2 separate regions of the Homo sapiens genome follow, and region 1 is linked to region 2. A link is a loop called in an ENCODE intact Hi-C map of the cell type or tissue named here. Cell type or tissue: heart left ventricle. All regions are shown on one strand. Links, peaks and the distances in the headings refer to the core of each region. The heading gives the core; the rest is flanking DNA.

Region 1 (5,383 bases), core at 151-5,150, 880 kb before region 2:
AAGACAGTAGATGGATGAGTTTTGTTTTTTTTATCCAATATGCCATTCTGTGTCTTTTGAGTGGGGGCATTTAGACCATTTACACTCATAGTTAATATTGATATGTGAGATTTTGATCCTATCATGAAGTTGTTAGCTGGTTGCTTTGTAATTTCTTTTGTGTGGTTGTTTTATAAGGTTTGCAAGCTACGTACATGTATTTTTGTGGTAGTAAGTGTTGTTCTTACATTTCCGTGTTTAGAACTCCCTTAAGGATCTCTTGTAAGGTTGGTCTGTAGGTAACAAATTCCCTTGATGCTTGCTTGCCTGAAAAACATTTATTTCTCCTTTGCTTATTAAGCTTAGTTTGGGTGGATATGAAATTTCTTGGCTAAATTTATTTTCTTTTAAGGATACTGAAAATAAGCCCTCAATGTCTCCTGGCTTGTGTGGTTTCTGCCAAGAAGTCTGCTGTTAGGCTGATGGGGTTCTGTTTGTATGTGATCTGACCTTTTTCTCTGGCTACCTTTAAGATTTTTTCTTTAATATTGATCTTGGGCAGTCTGGTGACTATATGCTGTGGTGATGTTCATTTTGTATGGTATCTTGTGATGTTCTCTAGATTTCTTGTATTTGGATGTCTATATCTCTAGCAACTTGAATTATTTCCTCACATATATTTTCCAGGTTGTTTTCTTTTTATCCATCTCTCTCAGTAATGCCAGTAATTTATAGGTTTGGCTGCTTTGCATAGTCTTATATTTCTTGAAGACTTTTTTTCATTTTTCAACCTGTTTTTGAAAATTTTTGTTCAGGTAAATTTGAAAGATCGGTCTTCAGGCTTTGAAATTCTTTCTTTTGGTTTGTCCAGTCTGCTGATAAAACTTTCAGTCTTGTTTTGTAATTTCTTAAGTGAGTTTTTCAATTCCAGGATCTCTGATTGATTTCTTTTTAAGATGTTTAATCCCATTCATCTCCTGGATTGCTTTAGAAGTTTCTTTTAATTTTCAACATTGTCTTGGATATCATTGAGCTTCCTTGCAGTCCATGCTTTGAATTATTTATTTGTCAATTCTTCTGAGTTTCCATTTTGGTTATGGACCATGGTTGGAGAGCCAGTGTGATCCTTTGATGGTGTCACCACACTCAGATTTTTCATGGTGTCTGAAGTTTTGTGGTGGTTCCTTCTTTGGAGATGCTGACACTTGTAACTTTTGTAATAATTTTCATGCTTTTAAGATTTTTTTCTTTCTCTGTAATGTTATTATTATTTTTTTGTCTTCTTTCTCTTTCCCTGTCTTCATAGGGGGTGTGGCTATAGAGAATGCTGGGTAGGGCCTTTTGGCTTTGCTTCTGTAGCTTTATACACTTCCGTCAGCAGGTTTTATATTGGGCTGTGCAGTTCAACCTACAAGCCATTGGATGGCAGTTATGAGTAAGAGTGGGCTTTGGCCAATGTGGCTGGGTATATACTTGACCCTTGTTTAGTGGGAGAAGTTCTCTGTTGCCTCAGGCAATAAGCTGATGTGTGTAGTGCATGGTGGTCTGAGCTCCCTTCTATGCTCTGGAGAAGGGCACAAAAAATAGTGATGGGAAACCTCAGCCCCAAGTTCTCTGCATGGGAATGGGGATGGCCTAAACTCCTAATCCAGGAAAAATGGGTTTTCCAGATTCCTGGAGATCTACTGGCTGTGAAATGGAGAGGGTCTCCTACACCAGGATTTCTGCACCGGAATGGTGGGACACCTCAGGGTACTGAACCAGGCAAGCAGTTATTTTGAATCCCTGGAGATAGGCTTGGGTGTGAAACAGAGAGGGCCCCCTGTACCAGGATCTCTACATAGGAATGGTGCAGAGGGTGCTGTTCCAGGTGACTGAGTAGTCTGAATGCCTGGAAATCTGCCTGGCCATGGAGCAGAGAGGTTCCCCCTTGCACCAAGATCTTTGCACAGAGGGGTGAGGTGACTCAGGCTGCTGGAGTAGCCAAGCAGCTGCTCTGAATGCCTGGAGATCTCCCTGAGCATGAAGCATAGAGGACCCCTCTGAACCTGGATCTCTGCAAAGGAAGAGTGGGGTGGCTCAGGCTGCCAATCTGGGCAAGCAAGTGCATTTAATGCCTGGAGATCTGCCTGTGCATCTTGCTGCACCACGTGGAATAGGGCTCAGGTTGCTAGTCCGTGGGAGTGGGTGCGTCAGTTGCCTGGAGATCTGCCTGGGCATGGAGCAAAGAGGGTCCAGTGCTATGATCTGTGTCTACGAAGGGTGGGGTGGCTTGAATGTCTGGATTTCTGCCTGAGAGTGGAGCAGAGAGGGCCCTGCTGCACCACAGTGTCAGGGTAGCAGGCTGGAGCACCCAGCAATGACACATGCAGACTGGTTCCAGGTCACCAAGCTGCCTCTGCCTGCCAAGTCTTGTTGTCCAGGAGATATTGCAGCTGTAGCAGCTTTCCTCCCACCCCAGGCCTGCGACGGGGTAGAGTACAATTATAACACCTACTGCTGAGGCAGTTTTCACAATTCTGGCTCCAAAGCAGGGACTCTAATCTCTGGCATGCCTGCACAGCCACACTGCCAGATTTCCAGTTTGAATTGTGTGTGCTTGAATTCAAAATGGCATCCTGCTGTTGGTCCCTGCAACTTTTCCTGGTGTCTTTCCCTCACAGTATCTCCATACCTCTTTCCCAGTTAGCTCCAGGTCTTGGGAGAAACAAAGTGCTCTCGGGAACTAGGGTGCCTTTCATGATTCTGGTGGAGTCCTGCTTTTCTTCCTGAATTAAAGCTCACAGTTGATTTTTATATACTATCTTGCTATTTCTAAGTGGCTGAGAAATGCTAAAGCCCTCAAATCTGCCATCTTTGGGGAAAAAAACTCAAAAAACTATTGTGATTTTAAACTGGTATTATATTAATATTTCTTTTAAAAGGTTTAATTTTTATTTGGCTGAATTTAAATCCTTGAAGAAAAGAAACATACAACATATTAGTATTTTCCTAATGATTGACTGTTAAGTTTTTGTACTAAGATTTGAATTAAAATTATGCAGTTACAATGTGATATGGACCTGGATGCCTTTAGTTCATGTTTTAAAAGGAATCAAACTTCTTTTTTATATACCTGCTTTTCTATTGATCACTAGAGGTTGAAGATATTTCCTTTTTGTTCAGAATGTTTTCTAACTTACTAAACACCAAAATTTTGATCTAGGAGGATACTGATATCCTTAATTTTTATAAGTAATTATAAGAGTTTCTAATTACTGTTCTTGTTCTAAATGTTTATGAGGAAGGGAATGCTGTAATGAATCAGTTTAATTTCAGTTGCATTATACTTTACTTATACTAAAATCAGAAGGCCTTCCTAGATCTTTGTTTGTTTGTTTTTTTTTTTGAGACAGAGTCTCACTGTGTTGCTCAGGCTGGAGTGCAGTGGCATGATCTCGGCTCCCTGCAACCTCCACCTCCCAGGTTCAAGCGATTCTCCTGCCTCAGCCTCCCGAGAAGCTGGATTAGAGGCACATGCCACCACACCCAGCTAATTTTTGTATTTTTAGTAGAGATGGGGTCTCACCATGTTGGCTAGGCTGGTCTCGAACTCCTGACTTCAGGTGATCTGCCTGCCTTGGCCTCCCAAACTGCTGGGATTACAGACGTGAGCCACTGCATCCAGCTGCCTCATAGATCTTTAAAAATTAAATTAGATTACTATATAATTTTTGAGAATTGAATGAGAAATTTATTTTTAGCAGTTCTTTGGTTGTAAATCTTTTTACTTTTGTAATTATTTCTGATAATCATTTATTATTAGCCTACTGTCTTGTTTTTCATGGCGACAATTATTTAGAAATTTAAATATGTGCTACCATTAGAAATGCTTTCTTTCTACTGACTTAAAATAACAAGTTGGTAACCTTCAGAACATTTACAAGCCTGTAGCAGAAGGAAAAAAGTATCTGAAAGCTAGCTTGATACACACGTTACATATAAGTATGTGCATGGAAAAGTCACCTCATTTCTTATATTCCAATTTCTTCTCATTTCTTAGTTTTCATTGAAAGGAACTCTAGCCTGAGATAAGCAGATTTTTTATATACAGAAATCTATATTAAATTTCCTTCCATATTATTTGAAATAGATTTATAATAATATGAAAAGTATATATTTTAAACCTTTCCATTTAAAAATTATACTCAAAATAGTTTGTTTTAAATTTTTATTCATTCAGTGTTATCTACAAACTTCTGGCATCGAAAAGTGAAGGAATCAGGGTACAAGCTCTTAAGGCAATGGGTTATTTTTTAAAACATCTGGCCCCAAAGTAAGTATGCCGAAATCTAAGATGGACTGTTGTATTCTACTTATTTATTTTATAAATCTTTGCAGTAGTAATTTTGTTCTATAGTCCTCTAGTTTTTCTTTTATTTTTATTCATAAATTGCTGTATAAATGTAATCCCACTAGTACATATTTTAAAAATTAAGTGAACAGGATTAATTTTTTTGTACATAAAATTATTTAAATTATTCATGTATTTAATGTGAATTATGAGAATTAGTTTGGACAGCTTGCATTCAAGAAGCTATGGAGACTTGATTTCAGGTGACTCACACCATTTTTGCTTTATCTGTATTATAAAGTAATACATAACCTGGATGTTTGTCACATAGTGTGTTCTGCTGTATGCGTAACTCAAAACTGAAACTTCCACGCTTATTTTCTTAGCTGAATACAGATATTCATGTTCTACCTCTTGTTCTTTGTACCAGAAGTAGTTTATTTTAAAAAGAAAATTTTGGGGGTAGAACAAGTGTTGGTAAACTGAAGTCTTTAGGAATCCAGTTAGCCACCTGTAAATAAAGTTTTATTGGAAAACAGCCACAATAATTTATTTGTGTATCATCTGTGGCTGCTTTCATGATACAAGGACAGTGTTGAGTTGTGACAGAAATCACCTGGTCCACAAATTCTAAAATATTTACCCCCTGGCCATTTGCAGAAAAGCTTTGCTGACCCCAAGGGTAAAATTAAAGTTTGTGATCCTTTAGTTTCTGAATTTATGCTTGGAAGGTTAATTTTGGTATATATGTTTTCATAGTATTTATTTTAAAAAATTATATTACATTTCTTCTACTTTTTCTCCACATTGTTTTTCTACTTAAGTATTTATTGTGCTTTAGATGATCATCCCCAGGGGAGACTAAGTTAGTGCTGGTAGATTGTAGCAACTTCGTTAAATAAATAACTGCTCTGAAGATTTTGGAGGAGGTTTTTGCTGTGCTGTAGCATAGGCACACTTGTCTTTTTTTTTTTTAATTTTTAACTTCGGCTATGCTTATATAGTTAGCATTTCTCTGCTTAAAGGTTTTGTGGCCTTAAAAGTTCTAGATTGAAGATAGTTGGGAGAGTA
Region 2 (5,383 bases), core at 89-5,088:
TATCTGATGTGGTTTGGCTCTGTGTCCCCACCCAAATCTCACCTTGAATTGTAATAATTCTCACATGTCAAGGGTGGGACCAGGTGGAGATAATTGAATCATGGGGGCAGTGTCCCATGCTGTTCTCTTGCTAGTGAGTGAGTTCTCCTGAGATCTGATGGTTTTATAAGGGACTCGGCACTCATTCTCTCTCCTGCTGCCCTGTGAAGAGGTGCTTTCTGCCATGATTGTAAGTTTCCTGAGGCCTCCCCAGCCATGAGAAACTGTGAATCAATTAAACCTCTTTTCTTTATAAATAACCCAGTCTTGGGTGTTTCTTCATAGCAGCATGAGAATGGACTAATACAATATCCTTGGCATTTTAGTGTGTAAGCACATCAAAGCATAACTATAATTATCTTGAAAGCATGTATTGTTATAGGTATCAGGACACCCTGACTATCCATTATTGTGGGAGTATGTACTTGCAGGTATCTTTATGCCATTTCCTCAACTCTAAACATGTTATGACCATGGGTTGTGACTGGCAAGGATGAAGTTATTTTAAAATGGTGTCACCCTAGCTCTCATATCCTCCTGTTTCCTTAACGTTTCCTTGAGATAGGTCCTAATGGTGTCTCATTATATAAATGAAGACAGTGGAATGAGTTTAAGAACTTGCCCATGGTCACACAGACAACATGTGGGGGCAGGTTTTTAAGCCAGAAGTGGCTTTTTGCAGGCTTCCTTGACTAGTAGGCACTACTACTGTGATTCTCCCCATCAGAACCAATGTCTTTTTTAAGAAAAGTATCACATAATATCTTCTTTACTACTCTGACATGAAATTCACAGAAAACATAATACCCCCCAATTAAAAAAAAAATCCCTGACTTTAATATAAAGGAGAAACTCAAGGCAGGTATTTTTTATGAAGTAATATGGTTTTCAATAAGTAAATACTTTGACTTGATGATACTAGAAGTCATCATGAAGTGGTCAGATGCTTATGCTCATCTGCAGAATCTTCATAAATGTGTCAGCTGGAAAAGCAGAATGGGGTAGGCGTGTAGTATCAGGACTCAAATACAGGTGAAAGAACTTTCTAAAATGGTTAACAATTTTTGGGAAAGTTTCAAACTAAATAAAGTATAGTTTTACTTCAATTTATGCTATTGTTTAATTTCTGTAAAATTCAGTTTGCATGAAAATCATGCAAAAGGCTTTGTGTTTACATGTAAAACATGAGATAAGTATAAGGAGGCTGTTCATGTAGATGAATGACCAATGGGACATTGGAAAGACATGAGGGATGGAGAGAGTCAGTTTCCCAGGGCAGGATGGTTCCACACCTGGTCAGATGCCCGGGATTCTTGGCCCTCACCCATTAATGCCAGGAACACCTTCCAAATCATTGTGAAATCCATAAAATGACCTCCACAAATTTCTAAATTGCCACTAGGGTGGTCTTGCTCCAGGTGAGAACTACTGCTCTATTGAATACTCGGAAGAAACTAGTACTGCAAAGCCAAGGGAAATTACATAGTGCTAGATGAGTTAATGGAATATGGAACAGAAGTGTAATATTGCAATTAATTATGGAGTGGTATTTAAGCATGGAAACAGAAATAGGGCCTAGAAAGTATGACATATGAGAAATGAAGAATAAGCACTTTCAGGAAGAAGGACTCAAGGAAGACTTCTCTCCCTGCTGCCACAACTGCGTCAAGTTCTCTTTTAATACCCTGTCATAGCAACCTGTGTCTCTGCTTTGATACTCAGGACAATTGTCAGTAAATAGATAATTGCCTATGGCCCGTTTATATCTGTCTCTTTCACTAACAGATAACTTTCAATATCTGTATTGTTTACTGGGTATTACTAATACATAGAGAGGGTATTTTATGCAGTATTAGGGACTCAATAAATATCTGTAGAATGATTATTTAGTGACACTTGTTTGAAGGATTTGGAGGAGGATTCTGAGAAGTTTGGTTAATATGGCCTTGATTCTGATTCAAAGACTACTAACAGTATATATGCTGATTTCCATGCTAGCCCGCTGTTTGAAGTCTGGCCAATTAAGTACTGCCTCTGCAGACATTTCGCACTGGTTTTGCAAGCATAACTCTAGTGCCACCTTCTGCCAGGCAGAGAAACATGCTCAGATAATTTCCATTATGAGAATCTGGATTTGATGCTCAAACAGTTCTTTATGCTATAGAATTTATTAGATAATTTTTTAAATGCTAAAATAATGGGAGGTCTATAAATTCCCATTCAAAAATGCAAATTTTGGGCAATCTATAAATAATGCTGGCTGGAGTAAACAAAATCCCTATTTTCAGCATTTGAAATACGGGGAGTTTTCTTAGAGAAGAGAGAAGATTTAGGACTTTGTCTTACTGATTCAATGTCATTGTGTATAAGTTTAAAAATTATTACAAAAATGCTCCGATTATTATGAAAACATATGCACAGGTACTTGCTACAGAAAAGCAGCTTTGTGTATAGAATTCTCATTGACGTTATCAAGAATAGCTATTGTGGAGGAAACAGTTGGAACCCAGGTTCTGAAAGTATTTGATCAGAAGTTCTGCAAATCAACAAAACCTTTTTCCTATCATAAAAATAAAACCGATTTTTAAAATACATATTCATGGGTAATCACAAAACCTGCAATGCTCCTTTTCTCTGGTAAGACAATATCTTCTTTTTGCACAGCACTTTTTAATAATCTGTATGCTGTTGTACATTATGTGAATAAACAATAATATCTGAAGACACAAACAGTGTTGGATAGTGGTAACACTGTTACGCAGCAGGTGATTTTGTGTTGCAAGCACGAAGGAACAATTTTCTTATTTCTTATTTCTTTTTTTTTTTCGAGACAGAGTCTTGCTGTGTTGCCCAGGCTGGAGTGCAGTGGCATGATCTCAGCTCACCGCAACCTCTGCCTCCCAGGCTCAAGGGATTCTTGTGGCTCAGCCTCCCAAGTAGCTGGGAATACAGGTGTGCGCCACCAAGCCCGGTTACTTTTTGTATTTTTTGTAGAGATGGGGTTTCACCATATTGGCCAGGCTGGTCTTGAACTCCTGGCCTCAAGTTATCTGCCTGCCTCGGCCTCCCACAGTGCTGGGATTACAGATGTGAACCACCAGGCCAGCCAGAACAACTTTCAATTTTTACTCTAAACAGAAAGGAAGTGTCTCTTCCAATGGAATAAAGGTCAAAACCCTCTTTTGATAGCCATAAAATCATAGAGCAAAAGCCACCAATGTTTTTCTTAATATTTCACATAGTAAATATTTCAGATTTTGCAGGCCATAAGACCTCTATCACAACTACTCAGCTCTGAAGTTGTGGTTTGAAAGCAGCCATAGACAACTTGTAAACAAGAGAGGATGGCTGTGTTCCAATAAAACTTTACAAAAACAGGTAGTGGGCTGGATTTGGCCTTGGGCTGTAACTGCCAACTCCTGGCACAGATCACTGAGTATGCAGCTTCAGAACGGAGAACTGCTCTTACAGGGACAACCAGAAAACTTGCTCCAGAAAGACATGCAGAGCTACAGAACCTGGCATGGAAGTAGAGGGAAGCAGGACTTTCAGGGACAATGATTCAGTAGCTATGAGACTGCAGTGTGAGAGAGTAAATGAGCAAAGACTAAGATACTACTGGATTCAAAACTGCAAATGACACAGATGAGCAAACATGGAAGGCAGTGCCTGATGAGTCAGCAACAACAAAGTGTTAACAGAGAGCTAGTGTTCAAATAAGATGAAACGCTCACACCTCTGTAGGAGTGAGGAATACAAGGCTTCCTTATTGTTGGTCTCTAGGGTCAGCCTCATGTTCCTGGAGACACTGCCACTGTGCTGTCTCCTGTGTGGAGTGTGGGCGTAGACAGTGAACACGTGAGCAAGTGAATGTGTAATATAGCCACTTTGAATCATTTTATCTGGATGAACCCTTCAAATAATTTTCATGTCTCAGGGAAACTGCACAAAAATTTTCATATCTGCAGCTCGTGGTGCTTTAGCAGGGTCAGTAATTTGTAGGTATGATAATCCAAGAATGATTGTCAATGGTCTTTTGAATAGAGAATGCAGTTTTCCTGGGGATCCATTTATTTTGGCCAACCTATTAACCTACTCATTTTGTTTGTTCCCCCTCTCCACCAAGCATATAAACCCCACAAAGCAAATCAGTAGTTGTAGGTAGATGACACTCAGTTTTTCTTTCCTGTTAAAAAAAATTACCTGTTTGATTGTGTGTGTGTACATGTGTGTATGTGTGTGCTTTCACCTTATCCAATTAGGCCTATGTATTTGTTTCCAATTGCTGCTGTAACAAATTACCACAAACTTAGTAACTTAAAACAACCCTAATTTATTATTGTGCTATTCCGGAGACTAGAAAATCAAAATGGGTTAGTAGGGCTGCATTCTTCTGGAGGCTGCAGAGAAGAATCAATTTCCTTGCCTTTCCCAGCTTCTAGAGGCTGCCTGCATTCCTTGGCAGTGGACTCTTCCTCCATCTTCAAATCTTGCATCTTAACATCTTCAAATCATTCTCTCTCCCTCTCTTCCAACCCCAGCTTTTCTGCTCTTTCCTATAACAACCCTTGTGATTACATTAGGCTCACCTGGACAATCTGAGCTACTCTTTATATTTTAAGACCCTAAATTCAAATCAATCTGTTAACTCTCTTTTGCCTTGTAAGATAACATATTAATAGATTCCAGGCATTAAGATGTGGACAACTTTGGGGGCCATTATTCAGCCTACCACAGCCTAAAAGTTTTATCACAAATTTTTATGGGACAAAAAACTGATATGGTGTGTACAAGAGTAGTTTCTTCTTATTTAGAGAAAAAATGACTTTTCAGCAAAACTTTTTCTTTCATTCTTTTTTTTTTTTTGAGACAGGGTCTCACTCTGTCACCCAGACTGGAGTGCAGAGGCGCGATCAAGGCTCACTACAATCTCTGCCTCCCAGACTCAAGGGATTCTCCTGCCTCAGCTTCTGGAGTAGTGGGGATTAAAGTCATGTGCCACTACCGCCTGGCTAATTTTTGTATTTTTAGTAGAGATGGGGTTTTACCATGTTGGCCAGGCTGGTCTTGAACTCCTGACCTCAAATGACCCACCCACCTAGGCCTCCCAAAGTGCTGGGACTACAGGTGAGCCACCGTGCCTGGCTGAAACTTTCTTGAAAAATATAGGCAGTTAAGTTTAGATTACTTTACTTAAAATTAATTTCTTTCCATTCATAAATTTTTAAAGCTCATGAGACAAACGTAATAAATTTCTGCTAAATATCTGTCTTAAGCCAAAATGGGATTTAATTTCCTAAAGGTAGACTGTGTAGACTTAATTTAAATACAAGCTGTAAATTAA

Evidence for each region. Peaks named below come from ENCODE experiments on the same cell type or tissue, not always from the same donor. Only the 100,000 strongest peaks of a DNase experiment are listed, where the experiment ranks them.
Region 1: a loop joins it to region 2, with 5 times the contacts of the local background. A loop is called at or near these places in 72 of 110 quality-filtered maps.

Annotation. Positions count from the first base shown.
Region 1 is chr4:150,871,574-150,876,956 of GRCh38, reverse strand. LRBA (LPS responsive beige-like anchor protein) reads left to right here. Exons shown (of 57, transcript NM_001364905.1): 18 at 4,202-4,294. Among named protein-coding and RNA genes, the nearest start is that of LRBA, 140 kb to the left of the region's middle. RefSeq lists an enhancer at 2,193-2,726. In heart left ventricle, for the core only: no CTCF peak of the experiment used is centred there; a DNase peak (open chromatin) is centred at 2,396; H3K27ac peaks cover 1,274 bases.
Region 2 is chr4:149,996,401-150,001,783 of GRCh38, reverse strand. No RefSeq gene overlaps it. Among named protein-coding and RNA genes, the nearest start is that of DCLK2, 79 kb to the left of the region's middle. In heart left ventricle, for the core only: a CTCF peak has its summit at 2,129 (motif pointing left); no DNase peak of the experiment used is centred there.